Regions from separate parts of the Homo sapiens genome. Here region 2 is linked to region 1. A link is an interaction called in ENCODE POLR2A ChIA-PET data of the cell type or tissue named here. Cell type or tissue: IMR-90. All regions are shown on one strand. Links, peaks and the distances in the headings refer to the core of each region. The heading gives the core; the rest is flanking DNA. Region 1 has its middle 62 kb from the start of LINC01060. Region 2 has its middle 140 kb from the start of LINC02434.

Region 1 (16,702 bases), core at 7,034-11,033:
TGTAGTCCCAGCTACTCCGGAGGCTGAGGCAGGAAATGGCATGAACCTGGGAGGCAGAGCTCGCAGTGAGCCAGGATCGCGCCACTGCACTCCAGCCTGCGCGACACAGCAAGATTCCGTCTCAAAAAAAAAAAAAAAAAAAAAAAAAAAAGTAGAGCATGCATAAGGAAAGACACAGACACAGGAGCACAGCAGGGAAAATTACATCACCTCTATCAGGCTGTGACTGCTGAAGAGAGCAATAGTAAGTCATGATGTAAAAATGTAAATCACATAGTTTTCTCTAATTGACAGATAACAAACTTGGCACCTTAAAAATATAGAATGCTTTTTTTTTTGATTCCACAGATCATAAAAAAGACTATATTTCAGACCACAAAACTTCAGTAATTTCTAAAAAGCATTTTTAATTATTTGATTAAGATGCAGTGAAATTAAATAAACAATAAAACTCCAAAACACTAAAAAACATACAGTTTTTGGAAGTTTTCTTATATCATTAAGGGCCAAAGAGAAAAACGTTGAAGAATATTTGTAAAAGAACTGACCACATATGACAACATCTGTATGACCCAGGTAGATCTGCACTCAGAAGAAATTCTAGAGCCTTAAATCATCATATTAATAAAAACAAGAAAAAACTTTAATATATCAACAAAATATAGACAAAATATATAAAATAGACAGAAAATTAAGGCAGAACTTACTGACTAAAGCAAAATGGTAGTAGTAGTAGTATTTTTTAATTTAAGAGCTGTATCTTTAGCGAAGAATTTAATATGTAAACTACCTTATTCAAGAAAAAAAGAGAATGATAGTACATTAAGCAAGAAATAAGTAAAGGTCAATCACAGATAGAGACCCCTGCAATAGACCACTAAGACTACTTAATTTCATGCAAAGATCGAACAGAGGCTTTGCCTAATCTCCAGGCCGTGGGAGTCTCAACCTGAGAGAGGAAGGAGTCTCTTCTCCTGGACCTGATAGTCCAGGGGAATCTGTGGGTTGAAGGTTCTGTTCACATGTTCCTATCTCACATCTCAGAGCCCTTCTTTCCATTGAGTGCCCTCACTTTGTGTAGGACCCCTTTTAGGGCTGAGAATTTAGCCTATAGTGAGTTAAATCATGGTCTCCAAAAAGATATATCCATGTCCCAGTCCCCCAAAACTATGCCTGTGACCTTATTTAGGAAAATGTTATTTGCAGATATAATTAAGTACCTCAAGATGAGATCATCTTGGGTTATCCAGGTGGGCCCAACATTCAGTGACATACAGAAGAGAAGACACACAGAAGAAAAGACAGAGAGTATAAGTCCATGTGAATATCCAGGCAGAGATGAGTGTTGCAATCAAGAGTCCAAAGAAGAGAAGACAAGCGTATGTTCCAAGCACACTTACCCAGTTTCTTGTTCTAGGCAATTCTGTGTTGAGCTCCTCTGGGGCAGAACAAAAGAGTATTGAAAGTATTGTTGTCTCTGTGGACCAAAGCCTGTACTGACCACAAAACAAAGCCCTTCTTGGATTCACCCTCAGCCCACACTCAATCATGTGGGTACATGGCAAGAAGAGACATGAAAAGATAAAATGAAAGAAAAGGGGCCTCTTTGTCTCAAATCCCAGAGAGCTGAAATCATGGCCTTCCTTCCGGATCAGGCTGAATGGTGGCCCCCAGGGAGATGAGTCCGTGTCTTATTCCAGGAACCTCTAATTGAGACCTTATTTGGAAAAAGAGTCATCAAAGATATAATTAAGGCTTTGAAATGAGATCATCTTGGATTATCTGGATGGGCCTTAAATCCTTTGAAGACACACAGGAAAGAATGATGTGGTCAGTTTTAACATGTAGATTGTATTTTAATTCAAGTATAGTGAGGCTGTGAAAGGAATATAAAAATCTCAGGACCCCAAACTCACTATGCCAAAGGGAAAAGTGAAGCTCAGTAACTGCATCATGCAAAAACTGCCTTCCATTTTGTTCCTAAGTAGATAGCTGCAAAGACAGAAGGCCACATGTCTCCCCCGGTGGCCTCCTTCACAAATTGCTCACAAGGAAATTCCTCGTGGGCCCCAAGAGCTTTACCCTAAAACAGAACGCTGTTCTATTTCACCTTGACAATGTAAACTAACAGCTTATCTTCACCGGTACCTTGACAAAGACAGGCCTAGAGGGCATCCCTTGGCTCACCTGAGAGGAATGCATATTTGAGCACCTCCTCTATGTTTACTTTATCTTATGCAAAAATGCAGACGCACTGAGCACTATGCATAATTCACTGTTTCGCTACCCACTCCTTTCACATGTAAAATGTAGATTCAGTAAGTGCTAATCAAAGCCTCCAAAGACTAACCACTTTCCTGTTTTGTCTACCTTCTCTCTCTTTTTTTTATCCTCTTTCTTCATCTGCCCTCCCTTTTCCCTTTAAATCAGGAGTGTCCAATCTTTTGGCTTCCCTGGGCCACATTGGAAGTATTGTCTTGGGCCACACATAAAATACACTAACACTAACAAAGCTGATGAGCTAAAAACCAAACACACAAACCAAAAAATGGCAAAAAATAAAATCCCATCATTTTAAGTAAGTTTAGTAATTTGCTAATTTGTGTTGGGCCTCATTCAAAGCCATCCTGGGCTGCATGTGGCCCTTGGGCTGTGGGTTGGACTAACTTGCTTTAAATATTGAAGTCCTCAAACCCTGTTTGCATGGCCACACTGGTGATCTACCTTGCTTTATATATGAAGTTAAGTTTGTAAGTATTAGTGAATATGCCTAATAATTTGATTTATTTGTAGCATTTGCATCTAGAGAATGCTTTAAGTCTCAGTTTGTTAGCCAATGGTGTAGTCACTAACTGTATTTTTAAAATAAAAAATGCTGTTGGTAAATCGTGACTACTGACCTGGCACTAAAAATGTTTAAACTTACATATTTTTGTCCCAGGAAAATGGTGATACTTTTCTAATTATGGAACAGAGACATGTGTATCCATTTCCTGCTTGTTATAAAGACCTACAGAATGCTGGCAATAGATTGAAACTATCTTCAGGAACTCTTACTACTATTACTACATAAGTCCATGCCATTGGGTCTAGAACTGACCAGCGACTCCTATTCCAAGTGGAGGTTTCCCTGCAGTCACATCCCTATCCTGTCTTACAGCTCTCTGTTAAATGCCAATCTTTTTCTTTTGCAGGGAAGAGCGTGATTAAAGAGCTCTTGTCTCCATATTGGAAACTGGCCCTGATCACTGTGGCAGCACACTGAAGTATGTGATAAATAATTTATGAACCTCGGAGGTCTGCTGTGGGGAGATATTCACCTTTGCTCCATCCGTGCACCACACATCATGCGTCAGCGCCAACACGGGCACATGCAGTTCTGCCTCAAGGTGGGTAAAGCTACACGTTCAACAAACCCGTGAGTAGAAGTGCACCAGGGGAGCTCTGCTGCCGCAACGAGACCACTTCTGGTAATTTGGGAGCAAACTGCTTTGACCAGGAACGTTGGGAGATTATACATAGAAAAGAGGTGTTGGAATTCCTTTTTATAAATGATAAATATTACCACAAAAGGATAAAAATGGAAGATGGTTTTGAATGTCGGCAAAACTGCCCGAGAACTTTAATTAGGACAATGTCGCCACAACGACTGCTTTCAAAACCATAACTTTCAGAATGCTCTGGGCACCACATGTGCCACATGAGACTTGTTAAGGCAATTTCCATTGTAACAAACAGCCTCAAAAAAAATAAAATAAAATAAGTTGCACATGCATCAAATTTGCTTTTAAAATTATACAGGATTTAAAAGAATTTTATGGCCAGATATATTGAGCAGAGCAAAAACTTTTAACAGAATACAGAGAATAAACAGAAACTATTTATTTATACATTATTCACAAATATTCCAAGTTCTTGTTTATATCATTTGCCTTTCATCAAAAGATAAAATAATAACACAGTGTTAACAGAAAAACTTCAGTAGAATTAAACTTTTGGGTTTTTTGAGACGGGTTTTGCTTTTGTTGCCCAGGCTGGAGTGTAGTGGCACGATATCTGCTCACTGCAACCTCCACCTCCCGGATTCAAGCGATTCTCCTGCCTCAGCCTCCCAAGTAGCTGGGATTACAGGCACGCACCACCACGCCTGGCTAATTTTTGTATTTTTAGTAGAGATGGAGTTTCACCATGTTGGTCAGGCTGGTCTCGAACTCCTGACCTCAGGTGATCTGCCCTCCTCAGACTCCCAAAGTGCTGGGATTACAGGCGTGAGCCACCGCACCCGGCCAGCTGAATTAAATTTAAAGGAGTTTACTTGAGCAATGAATGATGCGTGAATCAGCTCCCAGAATCGCAGCAGATTCAGAGAGACTCCAGCACAGCCACATCGTGGAAGAAAATTTGTAGACAAAAAAAGGAAAAAGATGTACAGAAATCGGAAGTGAGTTACACAAACAACTGGACTGGTTACAAGTTTGCCTTACTCGAACACAGTTTGAACACGCAGCAGTGTGTGAGTGGCTGAAGTATGGCTGCTGGACTGGCGATTGTTCCACGTACATACTCCTAAATTAGGTTTTCAATCTTGTTGTCCTATTAAGTTAGGTTATGGTTCCTCTACAAGGACTCAAGTATAGAAGTATAGAGTCCTTCCCAGGCCATATTTAGTTCGCTTTAACAATAGATAATTCTTTTTTACAATTTGAAGTGGCTGTGTTCTTAAATTATGAACTATTCCTTACATTTCTTTATATTAGAAATTCCTAGCCTTTAAAGTAACAAACAATACCTTTAATTTATTTTCATTAGTGCTTTCTGGCCAACAATACTGTAGTATTTATTAGAAACTCATAAATTAATTTCATCATAAAGAATTATTTGATAATGCTTACTCGATACAATGTGATTTTACATATAACTACACATTAAAATTGTAAGTGCCTTAACATATATAATATTATAAAAACATAGTTATTAAGAAATGTCCAAAAGCACATTGAAAAATGTGGGGCATTTATGATTTTTTTTCAAAGTAAGATTCACTTCCATAATTGTAAGAAAATCAGGCATGTCTATTTAGGTATTTGCTTATGATGTGAGCAAACCTTTATTGTGACAATCATGGGATAAGTAAAAAGAAGTAAGACACAAATCATCTTAAAGGTGTTCTATATATATATGTGTGTGTGTGTGTGTGTGTGTGTGTATATATATATATATATATTTTTTTTTAAGACAAAATCTCGCTCTGTCACCCAGGCTGGAGTGCAGTGGCGCGATCTCGGCTTACTGCAACCTCCTGGTGAGCTTTTCTCCTGCCTCAACCTCTCGAGTAGCTGGGACTACAGGCACCCGCTACCACGCCGGGTAATTTTTTGTATTTTTAGTAGAGACGGGGTTTCATCGTGTTAACCAGGATGGTCTTGAACTCCTGACCTCGTGATCCACCCACCTCAGCCTCCCAAAGTGCTGGGATTACAGGTGTGAGCCACTGCGCCCAGCCCTGTGCACAATACATTAACAGACAGATTGTAAATAATATTATAAAGTGATAAGATGACAAAACAAAACTACAGATAAAATTCTACAGGAGCAGCCAGTAGAGAGTGATTGATCCTAACTGAAGTTTAGGAGAGACTTTATTGTAAAAACATCACTTTAGGGAGCTTTTGACAAGTCAGTCGAGCTTCATACACAGAGAAACTGGGGAAAGGGGAGGGAATAGCATAGAGATGAAAAATAAGGCGTGTTTTAGTTACTACAAATATAGAATTTGAGTTAATGCATACTGTAAAATTTGCACACTACCTACCTAATGTACACAAGTAGCCGTAACTGAATAAAAGGGCTAAAGAAAGAAATAGTGGTAAAATAAAAGTATTAACTTATGTCAACAGTGGGTTTTTTTTTCCTATTTTATTTGTTTATTCCTGGATGGATTTAGTGGATTCCTCTCTATGTCCTTTTACTCTAACCACATCGATGCATACCTGACTGATTTGTAAATGCTAGCATGTACATTTTCTGCACGAGGGCTTTCTCTGACTCTGAAACCTCCTTGGCTACTTTTTCTAGGCCTGAAATGCTGGAAAGTGATCACTCATAGGTACAGCCACGACCAATGGCTGATGGAAATTGGTGTGTAAATATTACAATTACCTTGGCCCACGGGTGGGATTACTCAGGTACACATTTTACCCTGGCTTCTCGGTTTCCGCAGTAGGATTAAGCTCCAGTTGTCCACAGTGATAACGCCCTTGAAAATAAAGCCTTTTTTGTCATTATTTTCTTCCCTATCTCACTTCCTATTCTTTTCGGATCATCTACAAAATAAACCCCTCGCACTTGAATGGCTATTTTGGTCTGGGTCCCAAATTGAAATGTACATTGGGATAAAAGTACATGAAATAAAATTAAATTACACAAGCAAGAAATAAATTTTATTTATTGTAAGCCAGTGAAACTTTGAGGTTGTTTGCTGGGAAGAATAACAGGATCTGCAATGACTAAACAATAATCTATTAGAGAAAAGAAGTCAACTACAAAATTGGAATAAAAAGCATTGTGTTATAAATAACAAAGAAGGCACTTGAAAAACAGTTGCTTCTTTTACTGTCTGAATTCACCATGGAACACGGGTTGGGCCAAAATGTGGAGATTTGGAAAAGAAAGGAGAATAATACAGGTTGTTCAGCAGAAAAACAACACAACCAAATTTTGGATGAGTGTGTTGAGAGAAAATTAAAAGGAAGTGAATCTGTATAAAGATGAGGTCAATTTCTTAATTGAACCCACCACTAAAATCTGCTTATCCACTGAATCTTCTGTCTCATTAAACATAACCACTATTCTCTCAGTCACCGAAACACAATGTGCGCCATTTGCTTCTCCCATCCCTTCCGGCCTCTCAGAGCCACTCCCCACCCCTACTCAATGGATTTGCTTCTCCCATCCCTTCACTCAGGCCTCACTCCGGCCTCTCAGAGCCACTCCCCACCCCTACTCAATGGATTTGCTTCTCCCATCCCTTCACTCAGGCCTCACTCCGGCCTCTCAGAGCCACTCCCCACCCCTACTCAATGGATTTGCTTCTCCCATCCCTTCACTCAGGCCTCGCTCCGGCCTCTCAGAGCCACTCCCCACCCCTACTCAATGGATTTGCTTCTCCCATCCCTTCACTCAGGCCTCGCTCCGGCCTCTCAGAGCCACTCCCCACCCCTACTCAATGGATTTGCTTCTCCCATCCCTTCAGTCCGGCCTCACTCCGGCCTCTCAGAGCCACTCCCCACCCCTACTCAATGGATTTGCTTCTCCCATCCCTTCAGTCCGGCCTCACTCTGGCCTCTCAGAGCCACTCCCCACCCCTACTCAATGGATTTGCTTCTCCCATCCCTTCACTCAGGCCTCACTCCGGCCTCTCAGAGCCACTCCCCACCCCTACTCAATGGATTTGCTTCTCCCATCCCTTCAGTCCGGCCTCACTCCGGCCTCTCAGAGCCACTCCCCACCCCTACTCAATGGACTTGCTTCTCCCATCCCTTCACTCAGGCCTCACTCCGGCCTCTCAGAGCCACTCCCCACCCCTACTCAATGGATTTGCTTCTCCCATCCCTTCAGTCCGGCCTCACTCCGGCCTCTCAGAGCCACTCCCCACCCCTACTCAATGGATTTGCTTCTCCCATCCCTTCACTCAGGCCTCACTCTGGCCTCTCAGAGCCACTCCCCACCCCTACTCAATGGATTTGCTTCTCCCATCCCTTCAGTCCGGCCTCACTCCGGCCTCTCAGAGCCACTCCCCACCCCTACTCAATGGATTTGCTTCTCCCATCCCTTCACTCAGGCCTCACTCCGGCCTCTCAGAGCCACTCCCCACCCCTACTCAATGGATTTGCTTCTCCCATCCCTTCACTCAGGCCTCACTCCGGCCTCTCAGAGCCACTCCCCATCCCTACTCAATGGATTTGCTTCTCCCATCCCTTCACTCAGGCCTCACTCCGGCCTCTCAGAGCCACTCCCCACCCCTACTCAATGGGCGGATCGTACCAATTCTACTACCTAGGTATTTCTCAAATTTAGCCCTCCTTTTCACTCCATGCCTGCTCTCTCAGTCAGATCCTGACTTTCTCTTGCTTGATCCATCATAATATCTTGGTTCCTACACTTCCCTCCTTGAATCCTGCATCCCTCAACTCTTATCTTCCACTGTGAGGAGTGATTGAAAACATGAATCTGACCAAATCATCATTCCCCGTGTTAGCACCTGCAAGCAGACTAAATGTGGCCCTCAAGGAGAGTGAGAAAGACAATCAGTTGAGGTGTAGAAGAAAATATGAGAAACTTTATCTATTTTTTTTTTTTTTGAGACGGAGTCTTGCTCTTTCGCCCAAGCTGTAGTGCAGGGGCACAATCTCGGCTCACTGCGGCTCTGCCTCCTGGGTTCACGCCATTCTCCTGCCTCAGCCTCCCGAGTAGCTGGGACCACAGGCGCCCGCCACCACGCCCGGCTAATTTTTTTTTCCTTTTTTCTTTTTTTTTGTTTGTATTTTCAGTGGAGACGGGGTTTCACCGTGTTCGCCAGGATGGTCTCCATCTCCTGACCTCGTGATCCACCCGCCTCGGCCTCCAGAAGTGCTGGGATTACAGTCGTGAGCCACCTCGCCTGGCCAACTTTATCTATTTTTATTTCGTTTTATAAAATAAAATAAAATACTAACATTTAATATATGGGGAGACCATACAACGTGTAGAGAAATTTATAAATACATATAGATATATTAGAGGTGACTGCTTGAGAAAGTTTTACTAAATAAATGTATAATCAGAAAAGCCTAAGGCCAGCTACTCATGCCTGTAATCCCAGCACTTTGGGAGGCCGAGGTGGGTGGATCACGAGGTCAGGAGTTCAAGAACAGCCTGGCTAAGAGGGTGAAACCCCGTTTCCACTAAAAATACAAAAATTAGCTGGGCATGGTGGCAGGCGCCTGTAGTCCTAGCTACTCTGGAGGCAGAGGCAGAGAATTGCTTGAACCTGGGAGGCGGATGTTCCAGTGAGCCGAGATTGTACCACTGGACTCCAGCCTGGGCAACAGAGCGAGGCTCCATCTAAAAAAAAAAAAAAGTCTGGAGGCAACTGGCATAAAGGCTAAAATCTGAGTTCCTTAACGCAGCATGCATAGCAAACTCCAGCTTCAACTTCCTACTGCTCCACACAAGGAACTCCACAAACTAGTAACAGCAGTTGGTGTTTAGTTCCTTGATTCACATCATGCTATTTTATGTTTCTGTATATGTCCTTCCGTCAGAAACACTCTTTTCACATGTTTTTGAATGATCTTTTCAAGGATATTTGCACTGGGAACAGCCTCGGAAGGTAAGGTAGCTTTTCAAATTCAATCTCCTGCAAAACCGCATTCAGTGACCATCAACTTCAAGAACCATCTCTTGAACTTTCACGACAGGCTAAGTGCACCTCAGTGTGCTCTCAGAGCACCCCTTGAATGTTGCTGTCATTGGCTGGGTGCGGTGGCTCACACCTGTAATCCCAGCACTTTGGGAGGCCAAGGCAGGTGGATCATGAGGTCAGGAGTTTGAGACCAGCCTGGGCAATATGGTGAAACCCCATCTCTACTGAAAATACAAAAATTAGCTGGCACATGGTGGCGGGCGCCTGTAAACCCAGTTACTGGGGAAGCTGAGGAACCAGAATCGCTAGAACCTGGGAGGTGGAGGTTGCAGTGAGCCGAGATCACACCACTGCTCTCCAGCCTGGGTAACAAGCAAGACTCCATCTCAAAAAAAAAAAAAGTTGCTGTTGCTGTCGTCACTTATATCCCATGCTATGAAAAATACTGTTTATGCCAGGCACAGTGGCTCACGCCTGTAATCCCAGCATTTTGGGAGGCCAAGGCAGGCAGATAACCTGAGGTCAGGAGTTGGAGACCACCCTGGCCAACATGGCAAAACCCGTCTCTACTAAAAATACAAAAAAATTGGCCGGGCGTGGTGGTGCACGGCTGTAATCCCAGCTACTCAGGAGGCTAAGGCAGGAGAATCACTTGAACTCAGGAGTCGGAGGTTGCAGCGAGCCAAGACTGTGCCACTGCACTTTATCCTGGGTGACGGAGTGAGACCCAATCTAAGAAAGAAAAAGAAAGGAAGGAAGGAAGGAAGGAAAGAAGGAAGGAAAAATACTGTTTCTGTGTCATGCGTCTTTATGCATTGTTTCTTCTATTCATTGGAAGCATTTTGGGTCAAGAATCATGTTTTATTTATCTTGGGATTTCTAGGATCTATAAGAGTATCTGTTACAAGATTGGGACCCAGTAAATGTTTGCTGAACTCTTATATGCTACAGAAGAAATAGCTAGAAAGCTATTGCATGTGGGCGGCAAGCCACCCAGGTGCCGAGGCAAGAGACCAAGGCAACAAGCTGTTCCAGTATAATAAAATATATAAAATAAGAATAGTTATACTAGATATAGATCATAGATATGATTATATATGAATATCATTAATCATTAGTTTGTAGCAATTACTCTTTATTCCAATATTATAATAATCCTTGCTCTATGATCATAACCTAGGAAAAACTAGGCCATACAGAGACAGGACATAGTGAGAAGTGACCAGAAGACAAGAATGCGAGCCTTCTGTCACGCCCAGACAGGGCCACCAGAGGGCTCCTTGGTCTAGTGATAACGCCAGCGTCTGGGAAGACGCCCGTTGCCAAGTGGACTGTGGTCTAGCGGTAGCGTCAGTGCCAAGGAAAAACACCCACTACTTAGCAGACTGGGAAAGGGAGTCTCCCTTTCCCTGGTGGAGTTTAGAGAAGACTCTACTCCTCCACCTCTAGTGGAGGGCCTGACATCAGTCAGGCCTGCCCACAGTTATCTGGAGGCCTAACCATCTCCCTGTGATGCTGTGCTTTAGTGGTCACACTCCTAGTCCACTTTTATGTTCCATCCTGTACACCTGGCTCTGCCTTCTAGATAGCCGTAGCAAAATTAGTGAAAGTACTAAAAACCTCTGATATGAAGAAATAATGGCGTAGGCTGTGTCCTCTCTCTCTCTCTGTCTCTCCACCTCGGCTGCCAAACAGGGAAGGGCCCCCTGTCCAGTGGACACATGACTCATGTGACCTTGTCAATCATTAGAGATGACTCACACTCCTTACCCTGCCCCTTTTGCCTTGTATCCAATAAATAACAGCGCAGCCAGGCATTCAGGGCCACTACCGGTCTCCGCATCTTGGTGGTAGTGGTCCCCCAGGCCCAGCTGTCTTTTCTTTTATCTCTTTGTCTTGTGTCTTTATTTCTACAATGTCTCATCTCCGCACACGGGGAGAAAAACCCTCCGACCCTGTGGGGCTGGTCCCTACAATTGTAAAAGCCCAGATGTGTGTGTAAGGAGAAAAAAACAAATTCTTGGTGCCTTCATTTTTCAATTTCATGTAAACTGTGGAGAAACACTTAATTGTAAAGGGTCTGAGGTTTACTCTACTTGCAATCTAATGAGTTACATTATCATTGTTTCATGGATGTTGGCAAAAGACACAAGACTCCTAGGCTAAAAAAGGGAAAAGTTGTATACTGAGTGGATTTTCTTCATAGCTATGGAAGCTGGAGCTTAGGAAACTCCAGTCATTTATAATGGACCTTGTATTAGTCTGTTTTCATGCTGCTGATAAAGACACACCTGAGACTGGGCATATACAAAAGAAAGAGTTTTAATGGACTTACAGTTCCACATGGCTGGGGAGGCCTCACAATCATGGCTGGAAGTAAAAGGCACATCTCACATGGCGGCAGACAAGAAAAGAGAACTTGTGCAGGGAAACTCCCCTTTGTGAAACCGCTAGATCTCATGAGACCTATTCACTATCACGAGAATAGCATGGGAAAGGCCTACCCCCATGATTCAATTAACTCCCACCAGGTATCTCCCACAACACATGGGAATTGTGGGAGCTACAATTCAAGATGAGATTTGGGTGAGGTCACAGCCAAACCATATCAGACCTCAAGTAAGTTTGCTCAAACTTTGTCCTAAAAGTAGTCATTATTTTAATTTTCCTAAACACCAAGAAAACCTGCCCTCTACCACAGAGGGAAAAGCTACCTTAACTTCCAAAGCTGTTCACAATGGCAATATCCTTGAAAAGATCATTTGAAAGAAAAGCTGCCAGAGTCTCTGTTTACACCACATGTGAATATATGAAATACTCCTGGGGAATCATCTCCCAAATACAAGTAAAGTATCCTAAAATATACGAGAAGGTCCTAGAGCATTTGATTTGACCAAGCTTGTGAGAGTCTACTTAAAATGAACTGTTCTTATTCTTCTGTTTTAACTGGACTTTCACTCATTTATTAAGTTTAAAAATGATCCTCCCACTGATCCAAAATTAATTTGAAGCTTTGAAAAAGGAATTACTTTTATGCTAGAAAACAACTATTTTTACTTCCCTCAAACCCAAGTTATTCAATAACTATATTATCTGTGTATATATTTACATCCTTAAGAACAGGGATCTTTGACTCTCCCACCAGGCATAGAAAAGAGGTTTATCCTTGAAGAGTTTATATCTGAAATGGACATGCCCTGTGAAGTAGTGAGTGCCAAAACACTGAGACTCTTGAAAACTTGTATCTGGATTTTGATGGTGATGTTACAAAACTTGAAACTTTTGGAGTAACCACCACCAAAGCATCAAAGCCAAGAAGTCCAGCAAGTACTTCCACAGTAACTAACGTGACAGATGCTCCTACAGCCCCCAAAGCAGGAACTACACCTGTGGCACCAAGTGCACCAGACATTTCTGCTAATTCTAGAAGTTTATCTCAGATTCTCATTGAACAGTCGCAAAAGGAGAAACAACTGGTCACTGGTATGGATGGTGGCCCTAAAGAGTGCAAAAATAAAGATGACCAGGGATTTGAATCATGTGGCAAAAAGGTATCAAATACTGACAAGTCTTCGAGGCAAGATAGTGACTTGAAAACATCTGATGCCTTACAGTTAGAAAATTCTCAGGAAATTGAAACTGCTAATAAATATGATATGACTATAGATATGGTACATGTTGATGCTGAAAGACCCAATGTTCTGGAAAACCTAGACAACTCAAAGGAAAAGACTGTGACATCAGAAGCAGCTAAAACTGAAGATACAGTTCTCTGCAGCAGTGATACAGATAAGGAGTGTTTAATTATTGATACAGAGTGTAAAAATAATAGTGACGGAAAGACAGCTGTCATGGGTTCCAACTTAAATTCTTGACCAGCTAGCCCAAATTCTTCCTCAGGACAGGCTTCTGCAGAAAACCAGACTAATACTGCTTGTAGTCCAGAAGAGTCATGTGTTTTTATTTTTTTACTTTTTATTTATTTAATTTTTTTTGAGGCGGAGTTTCTTTCTTGTTGCCCCAGGCTGGAGTGCAGTGGCACGATCTCAGCTCACTGCAACCTCTGCCTCCCAGGTTCAAGCAATTCTCCTGCCTCAGCCTCTCAAGTAGCTGGGATTACAGGCATGCGCCACCACACCCAGCCATTTTTTTTTTTTTTTTTGTATTTTTAGTAGAGATGGGCTTTCTCCACATTGGTCAGGCTGGTCTCGAACTCCTGACGTCAGGTGATCCACCTTCCTCAGCCTCCCGAAGTGTTGGGATTACAAGCGTGAGCCACCACGCCTGGCAAGTCATGTATTTTTTTTTAAAAAAACCTATCAAATGAGTATATAAAAAATTTGATCCTGTTGGAGAAATTTTTAAAATGCAGGATGAGCTCTTAAAGCCAATTTCCAGAAAAGTACCCAAATTGCCCTTAATGAATTTAGAAAATTCTAAACAGCCCTCTGTTTCTGAGCAACGGTCTGTCCCTTCAGATGCCTCTAGTTGGCCGAAATTGGATGGCCTTCTGCATTTCAGAAGCCAAAAGGACGATTGCCATATGAACTTCAGGACTATGTTGAAGATACGTCGGAATACCTAGCTCCTCAGGAAGGAAACTTTATTCATAAGTTATTTAGCCTGCAAGACCTGTTGTTACTCATGTGCTGCAGTGTCCGGAGGATGGAGACAAGACCACGTTCTAAGAAACAGAAGAAAATCGGAAAACAATTTCCAGTTTATGTACTACCAGAAGTAGAGAATCAAGCTGGTTATGGAGTTGAAGCTCTGACTGAAAGTGAACGTTGTCGCTTGTGGACTGGAAGTTGATTGCATTCCAACAGATATTTTACATTGGCCATATCGATGCATTTACTTCAAAGCTTTTTCTACTGGAAGAAATTACCTCAGAAGCATTAAAAGAAAAGCTTTCAGCACTCAAGATTTCCAATGTATTTAACATTCTCCAACACATTCTAAAGAAATTAAGTAGCTGGCAGGAGGGTTCCTACTTGTTATCTCAGGCAGCAGAAGATTCTTCACTCCCAATCCATAAGACCTCTGATGGAAAAGTTACTAGGACAGCATACAATTTGTATAAAACACATTGCAGCCTTCCTGATGTACCTTCCAGTCTCTCAGTTCTCTGGGTCCGATTAGATCCTAGCCTGTTATGACCATATCATATCCATCATGGAAGAATAACTTGTACTTTTCCACCTAAATCACTGGATACCACAACACAACAAAAGGTTGGTGGAACGAGAATACCTACAGGCAGCCACAGGAATCCAGTTTCCATAGAAACCAAAAGCAGTTGCTTGCCTGCTCAGCAAGTTGAAACTGAAGGAGTGGCTCCGAATAAAAGAATAACTTGAGGACTGCACCGTGGAAAATTAAATTTCAAAAAAAAAAACAAACCCAGTTATAACAATGTTTAATTTAGAAAAGTTTGAGGGAAAATATGACTAAAAGCTCAGTAGGCAAGAGGAACATTTTTCCTGTAGTATCCTCACGAGTTCTTAGAGTGTCTTGAAAAAATATGTTGGCTATGTGAAAGAATGCTTCAACTAAAATGGAATGTTATGCTGTTCACTCCTAAACTTTGAGGAGCATCTTGATATGTTTTAACATTATCATGGCAGGGAAATATATAAAGAAGAAAAATATTTTTACATTAAACCTTTTCTAAAAATTGTAAATAGAAAAATAATTTGATTTTTTATCAAGAATGACACTTATCAATATATATTATGTTATATTGCCAATCTGTTGAGATTGACTCAAAAGGTTAAATATTGCCACTGTTGAAGATAATTATGAGTATCGCAAACCTTGTTTCTGACCCATTTTGATAGTTTCTATATACGCCTTTAAAATGATGAATGTTGCGGGTTAATAAAGTTAATACCTTTAAAACTTGGTGAAATACCATTACAGAAGCCAAAAATAAAAACTCCCTGCCTCTGAAAAAAAGGGAGGTTTTTCTTCCTTTCCTTTATTTATTTTTGGTTTACATATTTAATTATAACCTATAACACTATATTATTTATTCAAAATTGCTTCTAGATATATCATTGATCAATATTGTCCTATCCAGATGTCATCAAGAAGGCTGATAAGAGATGCCCAGTGCTCTCCTACTCCACAAAGGACCAAAACAATTAGAAAACAACACATCAAATAGAGTGTATAGGAGAAAACACTGGAATTCAGCAAGAAAGTGATAAAGACCTTCTGATGCACAGAGACTGGAGATGGCAGCATAAAGAGGAAAGTGAAGAGCCTGGCTGGGATCGGCTCATCCCAAGAGACACTCCTCACCACACAGAAAGAGGTAAGTTGATCCCCAGGAATAAATTTATAGAAATAAATGCCTGCTTTAAAAAAGTAGAAAGATTTCAAATAAACAATCTAACAATGCACATCAATGAACTAGTAAAGGAAGAACAAACTAAACCCAAAATTTTAAACTAGAAAATAAATAAATAAAGATCAGAGCAGAACTAAACATAGTAGAGACTAAAAAAAAATTACAAAAGATCGATGAAATGAAAACTTGCCTTTTTGAAAAGACAAACAAAAATTGATAAACTGTTAGCTAAACTAAGAGAAGAGAGAGAAGACCCAAATAAATAAAATCAGAAACAAAAAAGAAGACTAACAACTGAGACCACAGAAATACAAACAATCATTAGAGACTATTATGAACAACTATCCACCAGCAAATAGGAAAAACTAGAAGAAATGAATAAATCCCTGCACACATACAACCTACCAACATGAAACCATGAAGAAAAAGAAAACCTCAACAAACCAATAATGGGCAATATGATTGAAGCCATCATAAAAAGTCTCCCATCAAAGAAAAGCCCAGGACCTGGTGGCTCCACTGCTGAATTCTCCCAAAGATTTAAAGAACTAATACCAATTTGACACAAGCTCTTCAAAAAAATGGAAGAGAAGGGATCATTTCCAAACTTCTTCTAGCAGACCAGCATTACTCTGCTACCCAAACCAGACCAGGACACAAAAGCAATAGCGACAAAACTACAGATCAGTATCCCTGATGCACCTAAATGCAAAAATCCTGAACAAAATACCAGCAAACTGAATCTAACAGCACATCAAAAAAATTATACACCCATGTTCAAATGGGATTAGTCCTAAAAACGCAAGGATGTTTTGGTATACCCAAATCAATAAATGTGATACATCACATCAACGGAATTAAGGGCAAAAGCCATAGGATCATCTCAATAGATACAGAAAAAGCACCTGATAAAACTCAACATCCCTTCATGACAAAAAATTCTC
Region 2 (16,702 bases), core at 7,816-11,815, 95 kb after region 1:
CCACGGAGGGAACCTCACAGTCAACCCTGACCGCACCCTCCCACCTCACTTGTTGGCCACTCCTTTGTGAGCTGATTCCCTGCAGATCAGGGACTACCCAAACAGCAAACATGTTCTCAGGGAACATAGCATTGAATAAACTCATTAAGACAGGCTACTCTAGTCAACTGCTAGAGTTAAACCGGAATGCAAAGTCATCAATTTGCAGCTACTTGAATACTGATTTCTTCTACTCTCCATTGTACTCAGTGTACTGTAGAAATGGAATTCATCTTCAAAATATTCATTAATCAACATGGGCTCTGAGAAAACGAAGGTAGAAATGAAACTGACCCAGTTGTCCCATATAATTGAAGTTTATGGTTACTTTTGTGTAAACATATGTGATGGTTAATACTGAGTGTCAACTTGATTGGATCGAAGGATACAAAGTATTGATCCTGGTTGTGTCTGTGAGGGTGTTGCCAAAGGAGATTGACATCTGAAGTCAGTGGGCTGGGGAAGGTGGACCCACCCTTAAACTGCCTGGGCATCATCTAATCAGCTACCAGGGTTGCTAGAATATAAGCAGGCAGAAAATGTGAAAAGAGAGACGGGCCTAGCCTCCCAGCCTACATCTTTCTCCCATACTGGACGCTTCCTGCCCTCAAACATCGGACTCTGAGTTCTTCAGTTTTGGAACCTGGACTGGCTCTCCTTGTTCCTCAGCCTGCAGAGGGCCTATTGTGGGACACTGTGACCATATGAGTTAATACTTAATAAACTCCTATATATATAAGTTCATATATATATGAACTTAGAGAACCGTGTCTGTCTGTCACTCTAGGGAACCCTGACTAATACAATGTAGAAATTTTCCCTCCCAGTCTTGAAACTTGAAAAAGGTACATTTGTCTTACCTGAGTTCCTTTAACAGGAAACCAACCATCAGGCCTCCTGGTCAAAGAAGCTGAAACTCACCACATCACAGCCTCTGGACGATGAGATGCCAGACCCCTCACCCATCACGATTGTCTAACTGATCACCTGCTGCCTGTCAACCAACTCCTCTTCCTTACCCCACCCGAATTCCTGTTTTCCATTTCTTCCCTGCTATATAAACCCCTCATTTTAGTCAGCTAGGGAGGTGGATTTAAAACTGATCTACCATCTTTTCAGCTGCAACACCCAAAATGCCTTCTTCCCTGGCAGTACACATCATCTCTGTGATTGGCTTTCTATGCAGTGAGAAGCAAGACCTCAAGATTCTTTTGTCTTGAAGAATATTGAGCTCATGCCATGGTGAAATTTGAATTAGAAAAGAAAAAAAAAACTTCTCCCTTCTCCCACAAAAGAAAATATACAGCTCTGCCAAAAGTAATGCACCTTACCAAAAAACTTCTGTGCCTACCCTGAATAGATACAAATTAGCCCCTTCTAAATCTTTGCTTTAAGCTTCCGTTCTCCGTGTACATGGCATTAGATTAAAACTTTTTTTTTCCTTTCTTTTCTTTTCTTTTCTTTTCTTTTTTTCTTTTCTTTTTTTTTTTTTTTTGAGACGGAGTCTCTCTGTTGCCCAGGCCGGAGTGCAGGGGCGCGATCTCGGCTCACTGCAAGCTCCGCCTCCCGGGTTCACGCCATTCTCCTGCCTCAGCCTCCCGAGTAGCTGGGACTACAGGCGCCCGCCACCACACCCGGCTAAATTTTTGTATTTTTGGTAGAGACGGGGTTTCACCGTGTTAGCCAAGATGGTCTCGATCTCCTGACCTCGTGATCCACCCTCCTCGGCCTCCCAAAGTGCTGGGATTACAGGCTTGAGCCACCGTGCCCGGCCAAAACTTTTTTTTCTTAAGAAAGTTTACAATGAACTTGATGGAGTTGCAAAATATTCTTTTTACTTTGGTCATATTTTGATGAGGCACTACCTTAAATTAATTGGAACTAGGTATCTCCAATTAGTAAAAGATGAATCGGTCTCTTTAAAATAAGTCACTCTTTGGAAGCCCGTCCAGTCCTGCTGTTTCTTTCTGTTTGAGCTTCACTTCCAAATTCTAGAGACATTACCTCACCACTAAATAATGACTAGATGCCTTTGAACATTGAACCCTTCCAGAGGAAGGAAGGGTAACATCCCCCAAGCCCCAATTAACAGCACAATTACCTGTTTTAAATTTTGTTAAAGGTAGAAGGAGCCATGAGAAACAGGGTTAGCCACAGTGCTGCCAATGGAGTGGGTTATAGGGAGAAACACAGTATCTTAAATTACAAAAAATCTTCCTGATTCTAACAATAGAGGAAGGAAAAAAGATTATCTATTTGGAATGGAGTTCTGCACATAAGGCTTCTGCACACAGTGCCTTTTGTTCATGAACTATGACATATTACGGTACAAAGTGATTTGGTTTTGCTTTGTATTTATTTCTATAAAAACAGATCTAGTCTTAAACCTCCTTTTCTACCACTTACTACTTTGTGTGTCTTTGAGCAGGGCATTATAATTCTCTGAGTCTCATTTTCCTGCCTATAAAGCCGAATCAAAAATTACCTAACTTGGGCCGGGCGCAGTGGCTCATGCCTGTAATAATAGTACATTGTGAGACCAACGCGGGTGGATCACTTGAAGTCAGGAGTTAAAGACCAGCCTGGCCAACATGGTGAAACCTTGTCTCTACTAAAAATACAAAAATTAGCCGGAAATCTCTTGAACCTGAGAGGCGGAGATTGCGGTGAGCCGAGATCGCGCCACTGCACTCCAGCCTGGGCAACAGATCGAGACTCCATCTCAAAAAAAAAAAAACTTACTCTTTTGAAATTTTTTTCAACCATTTAAAAATGTTCTTAGTTCAGAGGCAATATACAAATAAGCAGAGGGTTGGATTTGGCCTGCAGCCGTAATTTGCCGGTCTCTGAGCTAGAAAAATAATGTGCAATCCAAACTGGAAGGACTCTCTGGCTTATAAGTCAATGTCCATCAGGCCCACCATGATGGTAGGAAAATGGTATCATGGAAACGTGAGAGGACCTCTCTAGTGATATGTTGTGTGTCAGCTTAGACTCAATTCTGATAAAAGTTCTCAGTTTATTCTTCAGGGTAGCAATGTTTAGAAAAGAACATGCATGTAGAACTTGAATTTTACCAAATATCTTACGTTCTTACTTATAGGTGGGGCTAAACCTTGGGTATACACATCCATAAAGATGGAAACAGTAGGCCAGGCACGGTGGCTCATGCCTGTAATCCCAGCATTTTGGGAGGCCAACACGGGTGGATCACGAGGTCAGGAGTTCAAGACCAGCCTGGCTAACATAGTGAAACCCCGTCTTTACTAAAAATACAAAAATTAGCCAGGCGTGGTGACAGGTGCCTGTAGTCCCAGCTACTCAGGAGGCTGAGGCAGGGAATTGCCTGAACCCGGGAGGCAGAGGTTGCAGTGAGCCGAGATCGCGCCACTGCACTCTAGCCTGAGTGACAGAGTAAGACTCTGTCTCAAAAAAAAAAAAAAAGATGAAAAAGATGGAAACGGTAGACACTGGCAACACCAAAAGAGGAGAGAGAGGAAGGGAAGAGAACAAAGGCTACAGCACTTTCTATCAGGAACTATGTTTACTATTTGGGTGACTTGATCAATAGCAGCCCAAACCTCAACATCACACAATATACCCTTGTAACAAATCTGCTCATGCACTCCTGAATCTAAAATAAAATTTAAAAAGAAAAAGAAAAAAAAAACCTTGATTTTAAATGTCCTTCTATTAGCTATGTACCCTTGGGCAAGCCACTTAACCTTTCTACACCTTAGTTTTATCATGTGTAAAATGAGCATAATAATTCCAGTTTTTTAGAGCTGCTGTTATGATGAGAGTGTATATAAACTTAGCCATCTAATATGTACTTGCTCAATAAATTGCAGCAATTATTGCAAATTTAGATTTAGTTTCTAGAATCTATTGTTTCTCACATCAGTTCTGCTTTCTCCAGCTATTTCTTTTCTTTCTTTTCTTTTTTTTTTTGAGATAGAGTGTTGCTCTGTCACCAGGCTGGAGTGCAGTGGTGCGATCTCAGCTCACTGCAACCTCTGCCTCCCAGGTTCAAGCTATTCTCCTGCCTCAGCCTCCCAAGTATCTGGGACTACAGGTGTCCGCCACCACACCCGGCTAATTTTTGTATTTTGTTTGTTTTGTTTTTTGTTGTTTTTTGTTGTGGTGGTGGTTTTTTTTTTCTTTTTGAGATGGAGTCTCGCTCCATCTCCCAGGTTGGAGTGCAGTGGCACGATCTCGGCTCACTGCAAGCTTCACCTCCCAGGTTCACGCCATTCTCCTGCCTCAGCCTCCCGAGTAGCTGGGCCTACAGGTGCCCGCCACCATGCCCGGCTATTTTTTGTATTTTTATTAGAGACAGGGTTTCAATGTGTTATCCAGGATGGTCTTGATCTCCTGACCTCGTGATCCTCCGGCCTCAGCCTCCCAAAGTGCTGGGGGATTACAGGCGGGAGCCACCATGCCCGTCCTTTCTCCTGCTATTTCTAAGCTATCTATTAATTGTAGCAATGTCCTTATAGCTACATATAACAGGATTAACTGTTGAGATATTCATACTTTTCTTGTTCCTACTGCTACAATAGGAACTGGAAACAGTGAAAAGATAAATCTCTTAACATCACCCTCATCTCTTAAAACCTCAAGTTCAGCCAATTATTGTATTATAATGCTAAACATCAACGCTGCAAGACTGGGGGTCACATGCACCTTGTGCCATGCCATATCCTTAGCACTTGGAGCAGCACCTGGCACAAACCAGGGCTAAAAAGCTGTTTGCTGAATGAATGGAGGCGCTAAGCCAGAAACTGCAATTGCTTAAAATATGAAGATGTCTCTCATCTAGCTCACACAGTGATTCTAAAGTAATAATAATTAGCTGAAAACAAAAAAACATGAGATAGGCCCAGTGCGGTGGCTCACACCTGTAATCCCAGCACTTTGGAAGGCCAAGGTGGTTGGATCACCTGAGGTCAGGAGTTTGAGACCAGCCTGGGCAACATGGTGAAACCCCGTCTCTACTAAAAATACAAAAATTAGCCAGGTGTAAAGGGTCGCACCTGTAGTCCCAGCTACTCAGGAGGCTGAGGCAGGAGAATCGCTTGAACCCACGAGGCAGAGATTGCAGTGAGCCGAGATCACACCACTGCACTCCAGCCTTGGCGACAGGGCTAGACTCCATCAAAAAAAAAAAAAAGAGAGAGAGAGATACTTTATGTAAAAGAAATTTGAATTTTTATATTCAATTAGAACCTACAAACTCATATGACAACAGGATCTGAAGCTAAGGTATGTTTCTGTTCTAAGTGGCAGGCCTATCCATCGGCAGTAAAAACACATTGGTTTGGTTTGGTTTGGGAAAAAGAGGGAGCAGAGAGCCTGGTACTTCCTAAGCAGAAGAGAGTGGTCCAACTCAAAGAGATGGAGAGCAAGAAGACAGAGGCTTCGATGTCAAGGCCAGTGCCTGACGCCCCTATAGCATTCTGCAAGGTGGCTGCATCCCTGAAGAGGAAGGACCGTGAATGACAGAAACTGGGAACTCAGCCGAGAGTGCTCAACCTAGATGGCAGCCATTGATGAGGGGCCCCACTGAGGTCACTGAGACAGTTCTTAATGGGCCTAGAACCAGGTGCCTGGCAAGTAGTGAGATCTGTATCAGTAAAGGTATAGGTAGCTGTTGTAACAAAGTCCAATATGTGTCCAACATGTGTGTGTATATATGTTTGGGTGTGTATATTCTATATTTCCAAACATTTATTTTCTGTATATCCAAACACAATAGCAGTTCTTTATCAAATCCAAATAGCTATTCGTGATTATGCATATGACCCTTCTTCAAATGCAGATTCCTTCCTTCTTGGCTTCTCCCGCCTCCTACACTGTCTTCTAAATTTTCATCTGAAACAACTAGGCTAATGGGAAGGAATGTGCAGAACTACGTGTGAGACATTCTTTAGTTTGGGTTCTCCAATGGACAGAAGACATGGAGAGGAAGGTTTGCATGAAGTGTTTTTCTGTGGGAGCATTTATGGAATCAAGTATTTTCTGTGTCATTGAATACACTGACAGGGAAATAAAGATACTGACATAAAGCAAGTTATTCGTCTGTTTTCAGTCTTCACAATGAATAAGAAAAAGGCATGGGCTGGGCACGGTGGCTCACGCCTATAATCCCAGCACTTTGGGAGGCTGAGGCAGGCGGATCATGAGGTCAGGAGATTGAGATCATCCTGGCTAACACGGTGAAACCCCATCTCTACTAAAAATGCAAAAAAATTAGCCGGGCGTGGTGGCGGGCGCCTGTAGAGCCAGATACTTGGGAGGATGAGGCAGGAGAATGGTGTGAACCCGGGAGGCGGAGGTTGCAATGAGCCGAGATCGTGCCACTGCACTCCAGCCTGGGCAACAGAGCGAGACTCTGTCCCCCCACAAAAAAGAAAAGAAAACCGCATGCTGTAGACTGACTGTGTTAAAATCTAACCCCCGCCTGGGCGCGGTGGCTCATGCCTGTAATCCCAGCACTTTGGGAGGCTGAGGTGGGCAGATCATGAGGTCAGGAGTTTGAGACCAGCCTGGGCAACATGGTGAATCCCCATCTCTACTAAAAATACACACACATACAAAAATCAGCCAAGTGTGGTGGCACGTGCCTGTAATCCCAGCTACTCAGGGGGCTGAGACACGAGAATTGCTTGAACCCAGGAGGTGGAGGTTATAGTGAGCTGAGATTGCATTACTGCACTCCAGACTAGGAGACAGTGAGACTTCGTCTCAAAAAAAAAAAAAAAATCTAACCCCCATTTTGATAGAGGTGAGGCCTTTGGGAGGTAATTTGGGTTACATGAGGTCACAAGGGTGGGGCCCCTCAATGGGATTAGTGCCCTTCTAAAGGAGACCCCAGAGATCCCCTCAATTCTTCTGCCATGTGAGGACACAGCAAGAAGACACTGTCTATGAACCAGGAAATGGGCCCTCACCAGACATGAAGTCTGCCAGTGCCTTGATGTGGGACTTCTAGCCTTTGGAATTGTGATAAATAAATGTCTGTTGTTTATAAGCCATCCATCTATGATATTTTGTTACAGCAGCCCAAATGGAGGAAGACATGGAATGATGCATCTTTATTGAACCTGTGAAGTGACTCAGAAAAAGCCACTCAACTTTAGCTGTTTATTTCTTTTGTACAGTTATACTACTGAGTGGCCAAATAGAAAGGAGTCCCAAAAGCTAGAGTAGGAGGGAGTTTATCTTCCAAATTCCAGGACTCTCAAAAATGAATAATGGTTCAGCCTTAAGGAAGAATGTCAGACAGTCCTTAGCACATTCTGGAAGAAGAGCGTTCAGTCAGTTTGAGATATGTCTGCTGGCCAGGGAGAGAGCCTTTAAGAGCTAGGATGATCTGCTTCCACACTGCTGATTGAAGGAAAACCAGGGCTGGCCGTGTCTCATCCGTTCCAAAGAGGAAGGGAGGTGTGGGCATGCTCTACCACTAAGCAGGGAAGAAGGAGGAGGGATGGGGGCAAATTGGGTGTTTGGGGGATAAACAGGAACTGTAATCGGGGAAGGCAGTTCCAGAAGATTTTGTTACTGAAATTCTAAGTAGAATGGACTTCATTACAATGTCGTCAAGCCTGTAAAAAAATCAGGTGTCAGGATTGTTGAGTAATTATCTTAAAAGCTGGCACTGGGAATCCTGCTATCCTTTGTGGAAATTATCTTAATAAGCTGTTTGGGGTGAAAGGTGATACTCTGCAAATACGGTAGCAGGAAGCGAATAAAATAATTGAGCCTGCTGTTCTACAAATTGATAGTAACTGAGGAGGAGAATCTGAGGAAGCAGAGGGAACAGGGCACACACAGGAGAAAAATGGGAGCGGCAGAGGACAACAGGGCACTCTGAAGGACTGGACAGCTTCCCTCCTTAGAACAGTCGTTCACATCCCAGTGATAAAAATCCTCCTCTATCTCACGAGATCAAAAAAAAGGCATAGTTATATTAAACAAAGGACTCTGGTTATTTGGTTTGGTTTTGTTTTTGGTGGAAAAATCAAGGAATGGAGTGAGTTAAACATACACATAAATGCTAGAGTAGAGATAAAGGAATAACAGCAAAGAACGTAACAGAGACCAGAATGAGGGCCCAGAAATTAATCATATGGATCCCCTCCACACACACACACACACACACACACACACACACACACACACACACACTCTTATCCACAGATTTGCAGAATTATTGAAGAGGGCATTGAACTTTACAGACAATATGAAACAGAGTGAATGTTAAGGTTAAAAGAAGACTCCGAGTGACATGTAGCTTACAGGTTTTCTCATGCACTTAACACACATACACGCTGAAACCAAGTTCTACTTTCCATCTCAGATGTCTTTCGTCCTGGTATTGGCCTTTTGAATTAGGAAAATGAACTGATTATCAAACAAAGGAACTGTACTGTGCCTTGACAAACTATCAAAAACTGAAATACACTCTTCCCCGGGGCTGCCTGCTCTTAAGATGATGAATATGCCTTTAACGATGTGGTATCTTCCCGGCTTCCACCCACTGAACTCTACCCAGCGCTGCAATTGCCGCAGTCAATCCTAGGCTTTTCCAACACTTGAAATCCAGCCAGCAGGGGACTGCAATACCTCCTCTTGGAAGGTTAGCAATGAGGGATTCATCACACTACGTGTGTCAACACCCCATCATTAAAGGACCCAGTGCTATTTGCCTAGCAGTCGAGTAATCCCATTTGGGGATACTGGGATCACAGTATGTAGTGATCACAACACATAGCACAGGACCCTCTGCTATATCTGCACTGCAGAAGTAAGAAGCCAGACCCAGATTGCCCAGAAAGCTGTGATGTGTGACTGCCTAGAGAAAGACCTGCAGTCTCCCCCTAAGTGCCTGGGACATAGGACGATTTTTGTCCAACTCTCCATCCTTTGACTAACTACTCCCCAAACTACCTTTGAGTAAAAGCTGATTGTGATAGGTTTTTGTTTGGGTTTTGTTTTTTGTTTTTTGCTTTCAGTAAACTCACAAAGTGGGAACGTCAACTCAGAAGATCTGAAGAGGAAGAAACGGACCAAGTTTTTAAAATAGATTCCCATCTCTTCACAGAAAGGCATTAGATGGTAGAGAAGGGCTATTGGGAAAGATCTCTCTCTAACTCTCCAAATGGACACAGCAACCCACTTCAGGAGCTGGGGAAGTGTTGCAGTGGGGTGTCCAGTCCCCCACCTCCTCCTCTCCAGTGCCCACTCGCTGGATTCTCAGAGAAGGTCCAATCACAGGCTCATAGCCACGCTTCTCAATGGAAGTGTGAAAGAGATAAGGGTGCAAAGTGGCAGCAGCCGGGCCGGGCACGGTGGCTCACACCTGTAATCCCAGCACTTTGGGAGGCCAAGGCAGGCAGATCACCCAAAGTCAGGAGCTGGAGACCAGCCTAACCAACATGGGGAAACCCCATCTCTACTAAAAATACAAAAAATTAGCCGGGCGTGGTAGCAGGAGCCTGTAGTCCCAGCTACTCGGGAGGCTGAGGCAGGAGAATGGCTTGAAACCTGGAGGCGGAGCTTGCAGTGAGCCGAGATCGCCCCACTGCACTCCAGGCTCGGTGACAGAGTGAGACTCTGTCTCAAAGAAAAAAAAAAAAAAAGATTCCAACCCTTTTCTTAAGTGTCAGTCTGTTAAGTTGTGCTCTCAAATGGTTCCTGGTTCTTTTCATGCCCTTTCCCCAGGAATGAGTTGCTTCCCTGCAGCTGATCAAAGCTTCTTGTTAGCAATGGTTCTTAAGAAGAAATGGCCAAGAGTCTGGGTTCCCTGACCAGCCTCTCCTATCACCATGACACCGCTTCGATGTCTAAGGACACTCCAGGCAGACTCGTCAGCACCAGTGAGTCCTTCAGTTCTAATGTGTCATGTAGCAGTTTAGCTCATGAGCTGGAATGAATCATGCAGAAACTTTAAAAACCTCATGAATGCTAGGCTGAGCATCTACACTACTCAGTCCATATTTTATTTTCCCTGTCCTCTCCCAAGCGTCGCTTGATCTTTTAAAGACCCAAGACTTGAAAGAAACCCTCGGGTACATCTTACTGCACTTAGTGTACAAAATAAGAGAAAGAGCCAGAAAAAAAAGTATTATGTTATAAATATATTTATAACATTTTGTATCTGATTACTAAATTACTAAATTAATACCAATTTGTTAGAGAATTTGATAAATATGAAAACTCAAACGACATTTTAAAAGTACTCATATGGTCACATCACCTAATCTTAGTTGCTATTTGATAAATTCTTCCTTTAATTATACTCTAACTATATATTTGTTTTTACATCTTTATAAACCTTGTGCATGTACTAGTTTCAAATTTGTGCAAAGTTTTCCAAGCAAAATAGGAATGTGATTATAACTCTGCCTGAGAAAGCTATGTGTGGTGGTTGCATATATAAAACTGGATTGAAGGAGGAGAATCTGGAGTCCAAAGAATCCACATGAGGCCGGGCTGAGTAGCTCATGCCTGCAATCCCAGCATTTTGGGAGGCTGGGGTGGGTGGATAACCTGAGGTCAGGAGTTCAAGACCAGCTTGGCCAACAGGGTGAAACCCCGTCTCTACTAAAAACACAAAAATTAGCTGGTCATGGTGGCGGGCACCTGTAATCCCAGCTACTCGGGAGGCTGAGGCAGGAGAATCACTTGAATCCGGGAGGCAGAGGTTGCAGTGAGCTGAGACCGCGCCACTGCACTGCAATCTGGGTGACAGAGCAAGATTCTGTCTCAAAAACAAACAAACAAAAAATGAGAACAAAACAGGCATGGAAAAAGATTAATGCAGTAGCAATGCAAAGAAGCTGCCAGGTGAAAGAAAAATCTTTTCCAAACAAGCATTTGTCTAAGTCAGTCTTTTCTGTAGAGTTCTGAAGGAAACCAGAGGGCAGCTGTCCCAGATGAGTAGGTAACAGTTTCACAGGTAACCAATTCTCTCTCTCTTTTTTTTTTTTTTGAACTTAGGCACAGTTGTAAATAAACACTCTATCACTTATTTACCTTCAATTTTCCCATTCTTCTTCTACCAGCTTTCCTAATTTTAGCAACTAGAAAAAGAAATGTATATAAAGAATAAAATTTATGATGCCAGTGTGAAGACTTTCCTGGCTGCCTTCTAATCATTTTGACCCATGCTCCTACTTTGTATGATTTCCTAGAAATGTCACTAGAAAGTGTTTATTGTTAAGTGCTCGGATATTAGCTGTGTGCTCCTTGATGTCAGCTTACTTGATATGTTCCATAGGTGTGGCATATACACATTCTTTACTGTTTACCAAAATTGAATTGTCAAGATTTTGTATTCATCATCAAGTGGTGCATCTGACCATGTTTCTAGATTTGGGAGCAAATCTGGATTCTTCTTTGGAGGTTAAAACAATACAGTGTGCACACTAGGAAATGACTAATTGCTTGATGCATGAATGTGTTACAGCAGAGACCATCATAACTAAACATTAGCACTAATTTTTAAATGGTATATTTGAAACAAAGAGGTTTCAAACCTGTTTATTAATATAAAACAGGATAAAGGTTTGCACCTGTTCAATTAAGAGAAATTAATAGTGTCATTGAAGTGTAGTGTGAAGGTCTGCAGAGGTGAAAAATTTTTTATAACTAATAAGATGGTTGTTTAGAATTCCTTTGTGCCCTCTGAGCACCATGGGAAGGAAAAAAAAATATCACCCATATCTATGATTCCCACTGCCTCCTTTCAACTGACTTACCATGTGACTGAGTTGAGCTGATTGGCCCCCGGGGAAATGACACACACTCCCTGTTAGCCACTGCCTTCTGATGCATACTGGCATCAAAAGGCAGTGGCTAATGCCTATGGACTTTCCTGAAAAATGAGCAGTAAGAAAATTATGCAATCAGTGAGCTAAATCTGGGAAGCAAGGGAAAAATAGAAAATTGCCAGAATTCATGCCTGCTTCTTCTTTTGGAAAATAATGGAGAAAAAGAAATCCAACAAACCAATCAACAAATTTCCTATCTCATTTAGAGCTGGCAATTTCCACAGCTCCGTTTCCAACAGACAGCATGGGCTCCAGCCAGCATTTTCCTAGTCTCAACCAATAGATTGCTTTCCGTAAGCATGTATTTCATCATTCTAAGGCAACAATGTGCCTGAATTAACTTATAACTATACATAGATTCATGGATAGATTTTTCATGCTTTACCATAGGAAAAAGCAGCCCAATATGGAATTAGTTGTATTTGGCCTGTCAGAGGAGCAAAGTTTAATTCACCATAAAGAGGACAGAAAGACGTTTGTTCACATGGTCTCAGCCCCTAGACTTTTTCACTTTCTCTTGCATGTTAAGGGTTTCTTCTTGGCACCAGAAAACAAGACAACACTAGCAAATGTCTGATTAAACTAAAGCATTTTATGTTTGCCAGTACAATTTGATTCTTCTTGTTGCCATTCGTGAGTAATTTTCACTAAAAGTATTATGTTTGTAAAAAGATGTATCTTGAAAATAAAAAACATTTTTGCAATATCTAAAAATTTACTTAGTACTTTTCTGCAATGCATTGGCATAAATACTGGGCTTGTGGAAGTGGTGACATGGGTATATAAAGAGGAATAAGGCACTGATACTGCATTCGGAAGAGAGGCAAATGCAACATGAACACCAAGGAACTAGCCTACCCCAATAACAGCAGGACCGCACAGTCAGACAGACCATAGGGAATATTGCCTGACATATCTAGCCCCAGATCTCTAAATGTAAATGCTCTGTTTGGGTAAAGAGCCACCACTTCAACATCTATTATCCTGTCACTGCGTCCCAGGAGTATGGCAATGGTAGCATGTCCTCCAATACCCATAGCAGCCTGGGGATAGGTAAGTTGACAGGAAGGAAGGGGTTGTTTTCAATCTTGTTCTAGCATCATGAAGAGTGTCTGTGGCTTTCAAGCCTTTGCTCAAATGTCACCTTCCTAAATAATCCTATTTAATATAGCAAACTGCTATATTATATATCCGCTATACTGTATATCTGCCTCACAGCTGCGCTACTACCAACAGTATTTGACCTTGTGTCTTATTATTGTTTGCTTCTTCATTATACATATTGTATTGTCTGTTTCCCCCTTAGAACATACACAAAACAAGGGGAAAGACTTTGGGCAATGTTTGTGCCCTAAAAAACAGTGCCTGCCATAGAAAAGATGCTTGATAAGTATTTGCGGGAAAAGCAAAGGAACAAAGAATATTAATAATTGTAAATCATTGTGTGAATAAGCAATTTGCAATTATTAATATAGGAGTTTGGAGCAATGACTTTAATGTTAAAGACCTCGAATCCTACAGTCTAAGTTACTGAAATGTTCTACCCCTCCATGGGTCAGGAGGAATGAATGAACTCAACACATGGCATAGTCAGTGTATTGCACCCTCAGTAGATAGTAACTATTTGCTGCTTCATTATCATTCTCAGGTGGTAAACATGCTATGCTGAAGACAAACTAAATGCACCTCATTTGCAATATGATTTAGGGTAAGCCACCAAGACTAAAGAAATCCTGCTCTGCATTGTTAAGTTTATCTCATTGGAAAAAAAAAAAAGAAAAGGCAAAGAGATAATTTACTTGAACATCCCAACACTGTATAAATAATATGGTGATCTAAATGGAAAGCTTTTAAAAAGTCATTCAGCCGGGCACGGTGGCTGGTGACTGTAATCCCAATTACTCAGGAGGCTGAAGCATGGGAAAGATAACAAGGCTCCCTTCTCTCTCTCTCAAAAAAAAAAAAAGCCATATGAAAAATTTCCTTCAACCTGAAGATAACATTCATTTACTTGTTATATTATTTTCTACCATGACCACTGGGAAACCTTATTCTTCACACAGCACATCATCCTCTGTCTACTTTACAATATACAGCTCTGCCAGAAGTAATGCACCTTACCAAAAAACTTCTGTGCCTACCCTGAATAGACATAAATTAGCCCCTTCTAAATCTTTGCTCCAAGCTTCTGTTCTCCGTGTACATGGCATCTGATTAAAATTTTTTTCTTTTTTTCTTTTTTTGAGATGGAGTCTCACTCTGTCACCCAGGCTGGAGTGCAGTGGCATGATCTCGGCTCACTGCAACCTCTGCCTCCCAGGTTCAAGCAATTCTCCTGTCTCAGCCTCCAGAGTAGCTGGGATTACAGGAACCCACCACCATGCCTGGCTAATTTTTTTGTATTTTTAGTAGAGACAGGGCTTCACCATGTTGACCGGGCTGCTGTAGAACTCCTGACCTCAGGAGATCTGCCCACCTTGGCCTCCCAAAGTGCTAGGATTACAGGTGTGAGCCACCGTACCCGGCCTCCTCTCTCTACTTTTATGCTTCACATGGGCAAGAGCCTGAGACCAGTTCTTTAGGTTTCTCTTCGCAGCTTTGATCCCCACCCTCCTGGAAGCGCCAGCTCCAGCTACCTTGGAGAGAGAACCATTGCAGCAGCTATGCCTGTTGCTGGTTGAAGAAAAGAAAGCACCTCTGCTAAAAATGTAAATGTTCAGTAGTATTCTTGTATCAAAGTGGTTCTAACTGAAACTGTCCGTAAAAAGTACAAGACAGGTATATACGCACTGCTCAAAGCAAATAAAAAGAAGCATGGTCTTCTGTCGAAGTTTTCACGGACCAGTTAGGACGGCTCAGGCACCAGCATTAAATGGGGGCAAACTTTTGACTGTGGTGACCTATTTTGCTGTGTCGATCAAATCTCTTGTCATTGAAATTTATTCTGTAATGCTTTTTACAATTCAAATTTTGAATTATTCATTACATTTCAGATGTATATATGTGTGTGTGACTATCTATTGTGTAGGTTTAGCTTGTGTTTCAGGTATTGGTCATTTACATAATTTATATAGATTTACTGAATTATTCAGAAATAGAAACATAAATTCAGTGTGAAAGGTAAAGTTACATATGGGCTAACCCACAGACTTCACTACACCCAATCTAATGCAAAGTTGTGTTTTGTTTTCCGCTTTTTAATTGCCAAGTTTAAATTCACAAATCAGGTTAAAGAATGTCACCTAAATAAGTGTGGCCATAAGATCAGCGAAAAATAAATAATCAATTGCCAATGAAAGTCTCGAAGTTCTTAAAGAAAATACATTTATGATCAAATTTATGAGCCCTTATTAGAAATGTAGTTTACTTCTGTGAAAGCTAAGCAAGCAAACACGAAGATGGACTGCAGATAAGGCCACAGTATGTAAAAATCCAGGTTCTGATTCTACGTGATCCTTTGTCTAAAATATTGCAACTGTAGTTAGCCCTGTTTAACGATACAACTGTCCTTTGCATCCACACTTAACCAAATTCCTGCAATAATGTTACTAAAATGTAGCAGGAACAGAGATTTCACTTATAACAAGAGATGTCTGATTCAAGCATTTAACATCTCGCCTTTGAGGTATTTTTCTGGAGGTTTTAAACAACCATCCAGGCAGTTCCTATTTTAATTTATGTGGCTCTGTGAGTCGCCATGATTGTATTCTATAATCAGCCAAAGGTCCACCAGCTCCCTTCAAAGGTGTAACTTTCCTTTCAATGCACTGGCCATGGAGGCACGCGGACAGGCACTCAATGCCTCCTTCATCTTCATGGAAATGTCGACTTCGAGACACAGTATGCTCGTTTCTAACTTTATTCAGCAGAAATGTTTGAAACGCATTTTTAACCTTTTGCTGCATACACGGAGGTTTGGAGCAGTCCCCACTACTTTTTGTCAAATCCAGTTCCAGCCAGCCCATCTGGCCAGATTGTGTCAACACAACTGGGCGAGACTAACTTCTTGTCCTTAGATTCAACTTGAAATTCTCAATCACATGTTTATTTAACCTCTAACTCAGGAAAGAATTGGCACTGTAGGTAATGCCAATCTGATTTAATATGATTGTTGTTTAACTATATTTTACCAAAAAAATTAACACTCTGTATTAGAATTTTATGTACCAGTTATTATACATCACTGGTTTTATAGTTATATTGAATATTATTGACTATTCCTCATTAAATTGTGCTTGAACTTACTATATTTAAAATGTGGTAGTATTTCAATCTTCAAAATAAAAAATGGGTATCTATTAATAATTTACTGCAAAAGATTTATCCTCACTTTCATGTAACACTTTTTGTTTGCTTATAACACTTGCCTTCCATTTAATTTTGGAAATGTTTCTAACTCAACTGAGCTGAATTGTTTATTTATTCATTTTCATGAATCAGTTGTAATCGTGTGGAGTTTATCAGTGGGTAAGTATTGTAGATAGTGTAAATTATGTATCCTGCTCGACATTAAATCCACTATTATTAATATTTTTACTTTATTTTACAGAAAACTATGTTATATTAAAAATAATTTTTAAAAGAGGAAGTTACGTTCAAGTTACGGAGCTATGTCTGAATTTGACATTTTTCTCTTTCCCCAGATACCACAACCACATGACCCTTACTTTCGTGGTGTAAAGACTGAGCACAAAGTCAGCTCCACTGGAGGAAAACGCTCTTTACTGGAACCTTTCTACAACACTGCCAGTTCAAGCAAACAGATTGCTTATCCTTAAATAAGTGTTTTTTTTAAAAAAAGAAAAGGACAATCTGTAAATATAAAT

What was found. ChIA-PET counts read pairs that join two places held together with the same protein. Peaks named below come from ENCODE experiments on the same cell type or tissue, not always from the same donor. Only the 100,000 strongest peaks of a DNase experiment are listed, where the experiment ranks them.
Region 2: POLR2A ChIA-PET joins it to region 1 with 11 read pairs; 2 of 35 experiments call an interaction of 5 or more read pairs at or near these places.

The regions. Positions count from the first base shown.
Region 1 is chr4:188,385,532-188,402,233 of GRCh38, reverse strand. It overlaps the pseudogene ICE2P1. Among named protein-coding and RNA genes, the nearest start is that of LINC01060, 62 kb to the left of the region's middle. RefSeq lists an enhancer at 1,911-2,662. In IMR-90, for the core only: a CTCF peak has its summit at 10,678 (motif pointing right); no DNase peak of the experiment used is centred there.
Region 2 is chr4:188,291,283-188,307,984 of GRCh38, reverse strand. No RefSeq gene overlaps it. Among named protein-coding and RNA genes, the nearest start is that of LINC02434, 140 kb to the right of the region's middle. In IMR-90, for the core only: no CTCF peak of the experiment used is centred there; a DNase peak (open chromatin) is centred at 9,924.